3 separate regions of the Homo sapiens genome follow, and regions 2 and 3 are each linked to region 1. The links are chromatin contacts, found by Hi-C or POLR2A ChIA-PET in ENCODE. All regions are on one chromosome and are shown on one strand. Each heading gives the region's core, a stretch centred on a gene start or an enhancer-like site at or near the end of the contact. The rest is flanking DNA. Distances are from core to core; before and after follow the strand shown. Region 1 has its middle 31 kb from the start of ABCG1. Region 2 holds the start of PRDM15 (PR/SET domain 15). Region 3 has its middle 34 kb from the start of RSPH1.

What was found. Hi-C counts contacts between places; a loop is a spot of excess contacts on that map. ChIA-PET counts read pairs that join two places held with the same protein, here RNA polymerase II (POLR2A). Pooled maps may share reads with other maps.
Region 2: a pooled map shows a loop between it and region 1 (4-fold over the local background). The contact joins the promoter of PRDM15 here to the enhancer-like site in region 1. A Hi-C loop is called at or near these places in 4 of 50 pooled maps. POLR2A ChIA-PET finds 5 or more read pairs at or near these places in 3 of 52 experiments (AG04449 and activated CD4-positive, alpha-beta T cell).
Region 3: a loop to region 1 is called in a map with no recorded cell type, with 5 times the contacts of the local background. The contact joins two enhancer-like sites. A Hi-C loop is called at or near these places in 5 of 37 single-sample maps with no recorded cell type and 10 of 50 pooled maps. POLR2A ChIA-PET finds 5 or more read pairs at or near these places in 1 of 52 experiments (OCI-LY7).

Annotation. Positions count from the first base shown.
Region 1 is chr21:42,186,555-42,190,193 of GRCh38, reverse strand. No RefSeq gene overlaps it. Among named protein-coding and RNA genes, the nearest start is that of ABCG1, 31 kb to the left of the region's middle. RefSeq lists enhancers at 1,558-1,717, 1,858-2,097. Within about 2 kb of position 1,758, at least 19 of the 41 ENCODE cell types and tissues checked have a DNase peak (open chromatin) inside an H3K27ac peak, as active enhancers do; they include OCI-LY7, where a contact is called at or near this core.
Region 2 is chr21:41,877,290-41,880,928 of GRCh38, reverse strand. It overlaps PRDM15 (PR/SET domain 15), which reads left to right and starts at 1,585. Exons shown (of 24, transcript NM_001040424.3): 1 at 1,585-1,659. RefSeq lists a silencer at 1,462-1,511 and enhancers at 1,662-1,711, 2,712-2,761.
Region 3 is chr21:42,460,307-42,463,945 of GRCh38, reverse strand. No RefSeq gene overlaps it. Among named protein-coding and RNA genes, the nearest start is that of RSPH1, 34 kb to the left of the region's middle. RefSeq lists an enhancer at 1-69. Within about 2 kb of position 1,250, at least 7 of the 41 ENCODE cell types and tissues checked have a DNase peak (open chromatin) inside an H3K27ac peak, as active enhancers do; they include OCI-LY7, where a contact is called at or near this core.

The DNA of each region.
Region 1 (3,639 bases), core at 509-3,008:
AGCAAGGGCTGATGAAGCGAACACCAATAGAGCTCCCGTCAGCACAAAGTATCTCACCTGAGGAGGAGGCCATTCGGGTTCATCTTACATGCCCAGTCCGATCTGCCAGTACGGCTGTCACTGCCTTAATTCCTGTGGAGCCAAGCCCACACTCAGCGGGGCCTGAGGCTCTGATTGTTTAGTGATGTCTGCCACGGAACGGGGCAGGGACACTGTGCTGGGAATTTGCCAACCCTGGCCACATCTTCACTGGGAAAGTCAGTACCTGCCATACTTTTAGAATTCCCCATGGAAAAATGTGCTCTTAAATGCAAGCTGACACTGGGGTCATTTTCAGAAGTCCATACCAGAAGCATTATTTGTCAAGGATTCTACAATTGGGCACATAAATCTAAAAATGTTCTATGCCAAATGGCATCTATGCAATGTCAGGGAAAAAGCAGGCAGTCATGTTCTGGGGAAAAGGTTTTGTTTTCTGTACACAAAATTAAGTCTAGTCTAGAGAGCTGAAATCACTAGTTTTAAAAAGTTGAATGTTTCCCACTTCCGTGTCCAGAAAAACTTAGCTACAAAGTATATTTACAGCCACTGTATATTGCACTTGAGTTGCTTCTGCAATTTTATGTTGCCATACTTCATAACTCTTCAAAGTTGTATAGACACTAATATATTTTGGGACATTAAATAATATATTGTCAACTGATTTACAACATAATTTAAAAGATGTATTATAACTGAAATGTAACAATTCAATCATTCTTTTCTTTTTTTTTTTGAGATGGAGTTTCACTCCTGTCACCCAGACTGGAGTGCAGTGGCACAATCTCAGCTCACTGCAACCTCCACCTACTGGGTTCAAGCAATTCTCCTGCCTCAGACTCCCAAGTGGCTGGAACTGCAGGTGTGCGCTGCCACGCCTGGCTGATTTTTTGTATTTTTAGCAGAGATGGGGTTCCGCCATATTGGCTAGGCTGGTCTCGAACTTCTAACCTCAGGTGATCCGCCCGCCTCAGCCTCCCAAAGTACTGGGATTACAGGCGTGAGCCACTGCGCCCAGCCCAATCATTGTCAATTTAAAGTGTTTTTCATTCATAACTGTCCCCTAAAATGATAGGTGTCAGTGAGTCTGGGAACTTCTCCATAAGCAGTTATTGAAGGGCAAACAAATGATTAAAGCTCTCAAGGGGAGTTTCCTGGGAATTCTAGGATAGCAGAGGATCTTGGCTGACTGCGATATTCGTGCCACCCCATTGCAAGAGTGTGCACCATGGCACAGCTCATATCAGAGGCTGAGACAGGGAACTGTTGTCCCGGAAGCATTCACAGGGCTTGCAACCTGCTTCCCAGCAGATGCAAGTGTTGGGCCTGGAGCTCGTGTGGGAAGGACTGACTTCTGAACCCACAAACATCAACTTTCCACTGAAATCCACTGCAAAATGTCCATGCCTCTTAAATTGAAAAAAAAATCTTTTTAGCAACATAACTGAGCTCAACCAATATGAAGCAACCATATGTAGGACATCTTTTTGAATGAAGGAAGGAATGAATCAATGATGAACAGATAGATAAAGAGATAGATAGATGATAGATACATAGATAGGTAGGCAGAGAGAGAGAGATGATAGATTTCTAAATGAGTAAATGCCTTGCCCAGCCCCCTTCTCCCTGGGCTATGTCTGACTTCCGCTCGTGGTTTCCATCTTAGCCCACAGCCAAAGCTCTTCCTGGTTGCTCAGTCTTAGAGCCAACTTCTTAACTACTGGCTGTCTCGCTGTTGCAGCCTAGGCTGTGTGACTTGATCACAGGAAATACACTGGTTTCTCTTTCTGGCTGAGTTGTTGCTAACACTCCTGCAGCCCTTCTCTAACTGCAGAAGAGAAGGAGACAGTCGGCGAGGCCTCCACAAACTAAAAGCCTAGCAGTTCCAGACTGTGGGTGGTGGACAGTTTCATACTTTCTCCCAAGCAGATGTCTGTAAACTGCTTCCATTATTATGAAAGCAGTAACTACCTGTTACCAAGTGACTGCCCCGCGCTCAGCACTTTACTCTCAGCGCAGCCTAGCACTGTGGGGATTATTTAGGGTGGCTTTGCCAGGACTGGGAAGGAGGGGAGAGGAGTTCCTGGAAAGTGGGAATTTCAGTGCTAAAACCAGGACAAGTTGGTCCCTCCAAAGTGATTCCCATTTTCCAGGTGAGGTAACTGAGGCACAGAGGAGCCCCTGGCTTGTCTAGGGCACACAGCCAGTGGGGCAGCTGACTTCTGACCTCGTTTACTCTGATTCTAGGGCCTGTGCTAGGAAGCATGGACTTCCTCCTGCATGTTCGTATCCACATAGAACGGTCCAGTTGTCTTTCTCAATGGTCCAGACACAAGCTTTCGGGCCCTGGGTGAACCCTGAAAGACATAAGGAATAGACATGAGCTGCAGCGTTCAGCCCCCCTGTGGGGTACCCACCTGCCCCTGCTGGGGTACATACAATCTGAGTCAGCTGCCCCCACCAAAGGATGCCTCCCAATCTCCCCCAGCTCTCACCTCTACACCAGGCCTCCCCTCCATGAGCACGACCCTCACCCTGCTCAAACTCCTGCACCTCCTCTGACTCAGGGTACTGCCCTGTCCATGCCAGAATAGAACCCTATCCTGCTCAGCCCACCTCATGACTTTAGGACCAAATTATTCAGAAAACAAAAAGAAGCGGAAGATCTCTTTCGAAAAAATAGGATAAATTATAACAAAATAAAGATATATGAAACAATGCTTCTAGCCTTTTTCACTCCCAATGCACGTATCAGATACTTAAAAATTGGGTGTATTTCTGCTATGGACTCCCAAAATCCACGTGCTGAACCCCTGATTTCCAATGTGGTGGTATTTGGAGGTGCTGCATTGGGGAGGAGATAAGGTCACGAGGGTGGGGCTCTCATGTTTGGATTGGTGCCCTATACAAAGAGAGAGACACCAGCATGTTCATGCTCTCTCAACCCTAACCATGGGAGACACAGCAAGAAGTCTTCTGTTGGCCAGTCACGAAGAGGGCCCCCACCAGACCCTGACCCTGCCACCACCCTGATCTCACACTTCCCAGGCTCTGGAACTGGGAGCCTGTTGCTTTTGAGCCACCCAGTCCCCATGGCGGCCTAAGCTGACTGAGACAGAAAGTGGCCCTGAGGAGTGGGATGCTGCTGTAACCAAGAACCACAAATATGGATGCAGCTTTGGAGCTTGGTGATGAGTGGAGGCTGGAAGAGTTTGGGGGTCCATGCTAGAAAAAGCTGAGATAGCTGTGAAGGAAGCACTAAAGTCAATTTGCTGAGGGCTCAGAAAGGGGAGAGGAGAGCTGGAGGGAAAGCATTCATCATCTCAGAGGACACACAGACAACCATGAGCAGAATGCTGGTAGGAATACCAAAGGCCATGTGGGTGAGGTCTCAGGGGGAAATGAGAAACATGGCGTGGGACAGCAGAGGAAAGGTGATCTTTGTTATAAAGTAGCAAAAAACTGGGCTGACATGTGTTCCTGTTCTAGTGTTTTGTGGAAGGTGAAACTTGTAAAAGATGAAATGGGATCTTTAGCTGGGAATATTTCCAAGCAAAGTCGTGAAGGAGTGGCTTGGTTCCTCCTGACTGCTTATAGTGA
Region 2 (3,639 bases), core at 336-2,835, 310 kb after region 1:
GGCTTCAGGGACAGGAGGCTGGAGGGAGGCATGAAGTCGCAGGTGGGGACAAGCAGGGAGACAGTGGACGCCGGGGATGCTCCAGAAAGGTCTGGGGGGCCATGGGATGGCCTACTATAGTGCAACATGGAAGCCACTGTAGAATGCTGGGCCAGGCAGAGAAACCAGCCTTCACAGATCAACACTTGCCTAATCTGTCTCCGGCTGCCCGGCGTTGCAGCCTATGGATGTGCCCAGGTGCATCCAACACTTCCCATGGGATGGCACGTAGTATGTAAGCAAATGTGATGATCACATATGCCATTCATACAAGCGAGTCCGTCTCTGGCACCATTCCTGCATGTGGGTCAAAGGCTATGTGCATTTAGAATTTTTATGGATATCCACAAATATCTGAATGGAAACTACGCTAATTTATTCTCCTACCCGTAAAGGAGCTTGTTTCTCTAGTTTCTTCAAAATTATGCTATTAAAACTTTTTTTTGTTTGTTTTTGTTTGAGACAGGGTCTCACTCTGTTGCCCAGGCTGGAGTGCAGTGACACGATCACAGCTCACTGCAGCCTCAAACTGTGGGACTCAAGTGACCCTCCTGCCTCAGCCTCCTGAGTAGCTGAGACTACGGGCACGTGCCACCGAGCCCAGCTAAGTTTTTTAGAGACAAGGTCTGGCTATGTTGCCCAGGTTGTATTAAACGTTTTAAAAAATCTTTGCTAATCTAATAAAAATGATCCCACTGCGACTTTTTTTCTCTTATTGCAGCGTAGTTGAATAGCTTCTCATATGCTTAAGAACCATTGAATTTCCTACGAACTGTCCATCCACACACTTTGCTCATTTTTCTATATACATATATATTTTTATTGGTTCACAAGAGTTTCACGTACATGAGGGAAACGAGCCCTTTTGTGGCATCAATTTAAAATCATTTTCCCCGGTTCATCACTTCTCTTTATGAATGTAGGTTTTTGCCAGGCAGCAATGAACAAGACAGTCGGCCTCTCTGAATATGGGCGGCCAGGACTAAGGTGAAAAGTCTGTCCCTTCTCCGTCTCACGTTTTGTGATGGCACACACACTTGGTGGAGGGGGTCAAGAGAGGCCACACAGGCCCCCGGGGAAGAATGGAGAGCCAGGTCCGCGGCTGGCCCGGTGCTCACCGGTAGCGTGGCGGAGCCCGCCAGGCCAGACTCCCCTCGCGGGCACAGAGCTCGTGTCCCAGGGCCCCGCCGGCCAAATCCAGAGGTCACCGTGAGTGGGGGCAAGTCCCAGGCCTGTTCTAGAGAAAAACTCGACCCACCCACCGCCACCACTCCCCAACTCCGCAAGAAACGCGTCCGAGGAGAGGTGGAGAGGGAGCTGCCCGCGCGCGTGGGCGGCAGGGCCGTGCCACGTGGGAGGGGGGCCGCGCGCGGAATTCCCTCCGGCCAGACCCGCCCCGCGCGCGCCCGCTGCCCCGTCCACGCCGCCCGCGCCCCGCAGTCCCACCCGCAGGACCCCCGGCCGCGCCAGGGTCTCGCCTGCGCCCCCCGCGCCCGCCCGCGGACTACAAGTCCCGCCATGCCCCGCCGCCGCCCCCCGGCTTCCGGTGCTGCGCAGTTTCCGGAGCGGATCGCAACCCGGAGTCCGGATCCGATCCCGCTCTGCACATTCCAAAGGCAGGTAAAGCTCCGGGCCCTGCGCCCGCCGCCCGCCCCGGCGTGCGCCCCGCCGGCCCCGGGCCGCACCCGCTGCCCCCGCGAGCCCCGGCGCGCCCTGGGCCCGCTGCCCCCCGCCCCCCGCGCCCGGCAGCCGCGCGCCGCCCCGGTCCAGCCGCCATGCCGACTGTTCTTTGTTACATTCGCCGGCTGCGGGCACCGTTGGCGATCGGAGTCAAAACCCGGCTGGATTTCCCGGAGCCGCTCCGGGATCGCCCTGCGCGCCGCCCGCCCGCCGGGTCCCGCCGCCGCGGGCGCTCCTGGCCGGGCTCCGCGCCCCCGTCCCCTGCCTCGCGCCCCCCGCCCGCCCGCGGCCAGGCCCAGCGCGGGGCCGCGGGGCTGCCGGGCCGCGCTCGCCCGTGGGCGCGGCGCAGGGTCTTCGCCGCCCCGGCCCGCGGCCCCGCGGCCCCCGCCGCCGGGCGGCGTCGTCGCCGAGGCCCCAGGGGATGTCGTTATCCCCCGCCCTCGGGTACAGCCCATGCGGGTCGCACGGGGGGGTCCCTGGACCCCCAACCCCGCGTTTAGAGAAGCTGAGTCCTGGTGATGGGGTCTCCCAGACCCCCTGCGCCTTATTTTCGTAAGCCTTTTGGTGGCAGAGAGAAGGTAGCGAGGTGGATGGACAGGTGACGCGTGCCTACCCGGGGTGGGTGGCCGTTCGGGGACGGGGCGTGCCCGGCCGCTCAGGTGAGGCCCGCCTCGCGTGGACAGGTGGGGACGGGGGCCACGCGCAGCGTCCTGCTAGAGGGGAGGTGTTCACGCAGGGGTTAGCCTTGAGAAAATAGAAATGAAAACTCATGGAAATAAACACTCCTATCTGGTGGTTAGAGTTATCACCCATTTACCTTTCTTAACCCCCTAATGTAGTGGATGGTTTTTTCCCCCACAAATGCTCAGAAATTGCCCCTCACCCCCAAGTCCCCAAAGGGAGTTTAAAACGGTAGAAACAAGTGTGTGATCAGAGACACGTGGACCTGTGTGTGTATTTAAAGCTACCAACACTCGTTTTAAAAAAACCACATTGGCTTAAGCCAGACTCAAGTGAATTTGGAGAACCTAGCTTGGTTCCTGAAGGGTGGTGACATGTGAAGGAGCCACTGGCTTTGTGATGTACCTTAAAAGGTAGCAGTGACAGTTCTCCTTGGAGAATGCAATGATGTCAACACTCGATAAGGGTGGTGATCCCACCCCGGTGCACACACCACTACCGTATTTTGTTTCAAGCTCGGACATTTTCACGTGTTCCACGTTTTCACTGCTTCACTCCTTCCCCAGATTTCCTGACATCGCTGCCTCACGGTGAACGATTAAGAAATAGTAGCTCTATAATTTAGACTTTCAAGAGCAAAAACACCATTTTTTTTATAGTTTGTTTTTCTTCTATCTGTGATTCATACTTTTTGCCGCAAAGTAGCCAGCAAAGAACAAGCTAAATGTTCCATTTTGGAAGCAGGCGGGACGGTTATTTCTCCAGAAGACAAATAAATAAATTTAAAAATCAACTGTAGTTGGAAGGCTGCTAGCTTGTCTTAGAATAATTATATTTGACAAAGAACTCTTTTCACTTAGGATGTGGCTCTCATATCATTTTCGATGTCATTATCTGTACAGAAGGCCAGGAAAGAACAGTCCTGCCATTTTGCAGATTGAAGGGAGATTTAAGGCAACTGTGTCTTCCACCCGTGCGCTCAAGAGGTTGGGATGGTGAGCGGTGACTTAAATGATTTTTCAGACTCCGTTCCTCATTTGCAAAGTGTGGATGGCCCTGCTCAGCTCCCCTCACAGTGCTGGTGTGGGCAGATATTCATTCATTCGGCCATTCATGCATTCTTTCCACCAATGTTTACTGAACACCTGTTATGTGCCCCCACGCTGTAGTGAATGGAGAGAGGGCTGCACCTGGTGGACCTAATGTTCTGGGCAGGGGAGTGGAGGTGGTGTAGACAGA
Region 3 (3,639 bases), core at 1-2,500, 270 kb before region 1:
TACTTCACTCTCCTTTTTCTGTCCATAAATATGCTTCCATCACGTAGCTGGAGTCTCTAAGCCTACCCTGGCTCAGAAGGCTGCCTGATTCGCATCGCAAATCATTCATTGCTCAATTAAACTCCTTTAAATTTAATTTGGCTGAAGTTTTTTTTTTTTTTTTTACCAATGCCATTTACCATAATTAGCAATTCATCCAGTCAATAACTATTTCTGGAAAGCTAAGGGTGTGCCAGGCACTGTGCCTGGGGCTGGGGTAGGCCAGGGATGCCCTCCAAGCATTCGTTATTCGGACCCCGTATTAGAAAGTTGGTAGAGAAGCAAAAGTGGTCAGACTGCCTTGAAAATATTTGCCACAAACGCACCATTTAAAGGCTGCACCCTCACTGAACACCTGCCCTGTTTAGCCTGAGCATCTCTCTGCCTCTAACCATTGTGTCCACGCCCTTGGCAATCAGTTTTTCTGATTGTCAAATTTTCCACAACACAATACAAATATAACACCAATGGATGGCAAAGGGAAATTTTCAATCTTGGAAACGCTGTAAGGTTTCATGGAATTGATTAACATTATGTGGGGGACTACTCAAATTATACACAAAGCTACTGACAAAGGAGGTTCTGGAAAAATGAGACTAAGTAACAATAGGGTATGAGACTGTCAACAACTAGTCCTTTGTTTCCTTACTTAGGGGGATAAAAGAAAAAACAAACAAACAGAAACAAACCAGCCCTGACAAAACAAATAATTTAATTCAAAGGATGATGAAGAGCTCTTGGGAAAATTAAAGGCCATACATATTTTTGTAAAAATGACTCTTTTGCTGAACACATGATGTATTAAGTCAAACATGAAGTTAAAAATGTTGCGTTCTGCTATCATAAAACATAGTCAGAAAATGTATAAGAACTCTACTGCCACCATTAATGTTGACTTACTATTATTTTAAGAATTTGGGCATAGTTGCAATTTTGCCTAATTTACCTTTTCAAAATACAAGGTAAAATGGACCAATGTTCATAATTTTTAATTGATCAAGATAGACTCTAAATCAAACCCTACTTCTCACTATTTACTTTGTATTTTGGTTTAACAGGATATGCTGTGCATGACTTTGTACTGTTTATCTCCTGATAAGGAGAACTTCCTGCTGTGTTAATTTGCATAATTACCTTTGTGCTGACCCTCCCCCTCACTGAAATGTGAGGTCTGTGAAGGCACCATCCTCTCAGTCAGGATCCCAGCAGGAAACAGATGGCCTCTCGCCATAGGAGAGTTCAAGGGCCCTCATGTTGGAACCCTGTGATAAAGGTGGCAAACCGCCTTAAGTCTGGTACCTGGGATTTAGCCATGAGGCAGGATTCTTCCTAGCAGACCTGGGCTTTCCCCACCTAAATATGTCAAGCAGCACTTAGTAGGTCTCTGTCTCATGTCTGGGGTGCCTGTGACCAAGGACCCATTGCCATAGACAATTATGGGTCAAAATACTGTTACCTGCGATCCCTCGCTCCTTGGGGCATTGAGACCTGCCTTGTCTCTGATGGTTAAGAGCCGCCCCTACTCTGGTGCTTAGAGTGGCGCTGCCTCCAGCCCACAGAGGACGGCCCACAGAGCTGGTGAAGGACTCACCAATGCATTTCCTCTCTTCCTCCGGGCCCCTTGGGGAAGAAGCATATTAGGGAAGGTCTGAGTCAGTTGCAAATAGTAGGCACCTTTCTACATTTCTATTTCCTTGAGTCTTTGAGCTCTGTTCTCTAGAGCGTGCCAGGATTTCAAGCTTTTCAATCTCATTAACTTTGTCCAATTAGCCAACCTGGAGGATTATTAACCACTTTCTCAGGGGTTGAGCCAACATATTAAACCCTGAAACCCAGCCTAATCCAGGCTCGCTCTCTTCCATGTGGGGCAGGCACTGTCAGACTCCACCCCACACTTGCTCCCAGGCTCTAGCTGCTACCTGCTAGAGTGGACCTGCAGCTCCATGTTGAGGCAATCTCCTCCCAGGGGGGTCTTGGGCCCTCCTCACCCTGCCTCTGATGGTCTCAACTGTTTTCTGGGACTGGAGGCAATGAGAGGTGTGATGTGGGTCCTGGGGAAGTGGCATCAGCTCAGGAGGCAACTTCCCCAGGTGCAGTCATTGCAAGGCTTTTTAATAGAGGAGTGTTGGGTTCCATGGGGGATGGGAGGTGAAAGGAGGAGAGAGGAGGGGAGAAAGAGAAGGGAGAGCAAAGGGGAGCTGCCTCTGTAGACAACAGGGGTTCAGGGGAATTGGCAGCTCCAAATTTCCAGCCTCTCTTTCTTCTCTGCCCAAATCTCTCCATGTGTCTTTCCCCATGGACACCTTGTATTAGTCTGTTCTTGTACTGCTGTAAAGAACTACCTGAGACTGGGTAATTTATAAAGAAAAGAGGTTTAATTGACTCAGGGATCTGCAGGCTGTATAGGAAGCATGGCTGGGAAGGCCTCAGGAAACTTACAATCATGGCGCAAGGCGACAGGGAAGCAGGCACCTCTTACAAGATCAGGGCAGGAGGAAGAGAGAGAAGGAGGAGGTGCCACACACTTTGAAACCAGATCTCGTGAGAATTCTATCACGAGAAGAGCAAGGTGGAAATCCACCCCCATGATCCAGTCACCTCCCACCAGGCCCCACCTCCAATACTTGGGATTACAATTGAACATGAGATTTGGGTGGGGACATATCACACCCTTTCCTGGTAAGAGATCAGGCAGGGTTGAGCATTTAATCGGAACCTCAGTGCTGCTCCTTATAATCAGGCCCATGCTTGGCCCTTGGCACAGATGTCCTGGGACCAGAGAGATGAGGGATCCCTTCAAAGCTGCCCTGGAAGCCGCTGGGTCTCTGCACCTGTTCTTAATTGTATGCTTGTGGTTTTACATTTCTCCTTTTCCCTGGGCAGGTGCCCTAGGGGGATGGTGACTGTGGCTCTGTGATCTCTAGTTGCCATAGTGACTGAGCACCACACGGACCTCCACGCTCTGCCTGCTGCCTGCACTTCCGCCCGTGCTATCCCTGAAGAGAGTTTCAGGAGCGGCGCCTGCTGTGGTGACTTGTGCCCCATTACTGACCAGCAAGGAAGTGACCTACACTTGCGGGTGACCCAGAGTCCAGTGCTAGGAGGTAACAGCAGCCCATTTGCCATTGTGAGCACCCCTGGGAGTCCCATCAGAATCAGAGGCTCCACACCCCTCCCTCAGTGCATGAACCATCCCTGTGTGGCCTGCTCCTAAGACCTTGACCACATTTCCACCACAGTCCTGTGGAAGCTGGCACACGGTAAGGGTTCCTGGAAGGCAAGTGATAGTCTCTGCAGCTCCCCAGTGAACCCGGGGCACTCCAGCCCTGCCCTCACACCCCACGTCACCTGGGGAAATGATACGGTTTTCGCCCACAGCTGAATCTTTGTAGCGAGAACTTCCTACTCAGAGCTCTTAGTGAGCCCCTGGACAAAACCCAAAATGCTCAGGAGCCATGATCAAGGGTGGGGGCCAGGAGGGAAGTGGAGAACTGGGGCTGCTTTGGGGAGGGGCCACTGCTCGGCAGAGCCTCAGATCACAAGGGGGAATTTCTGTGGATGAAGAGCCTGCAATTTGATTCTTCATCACATTGTAGGAAG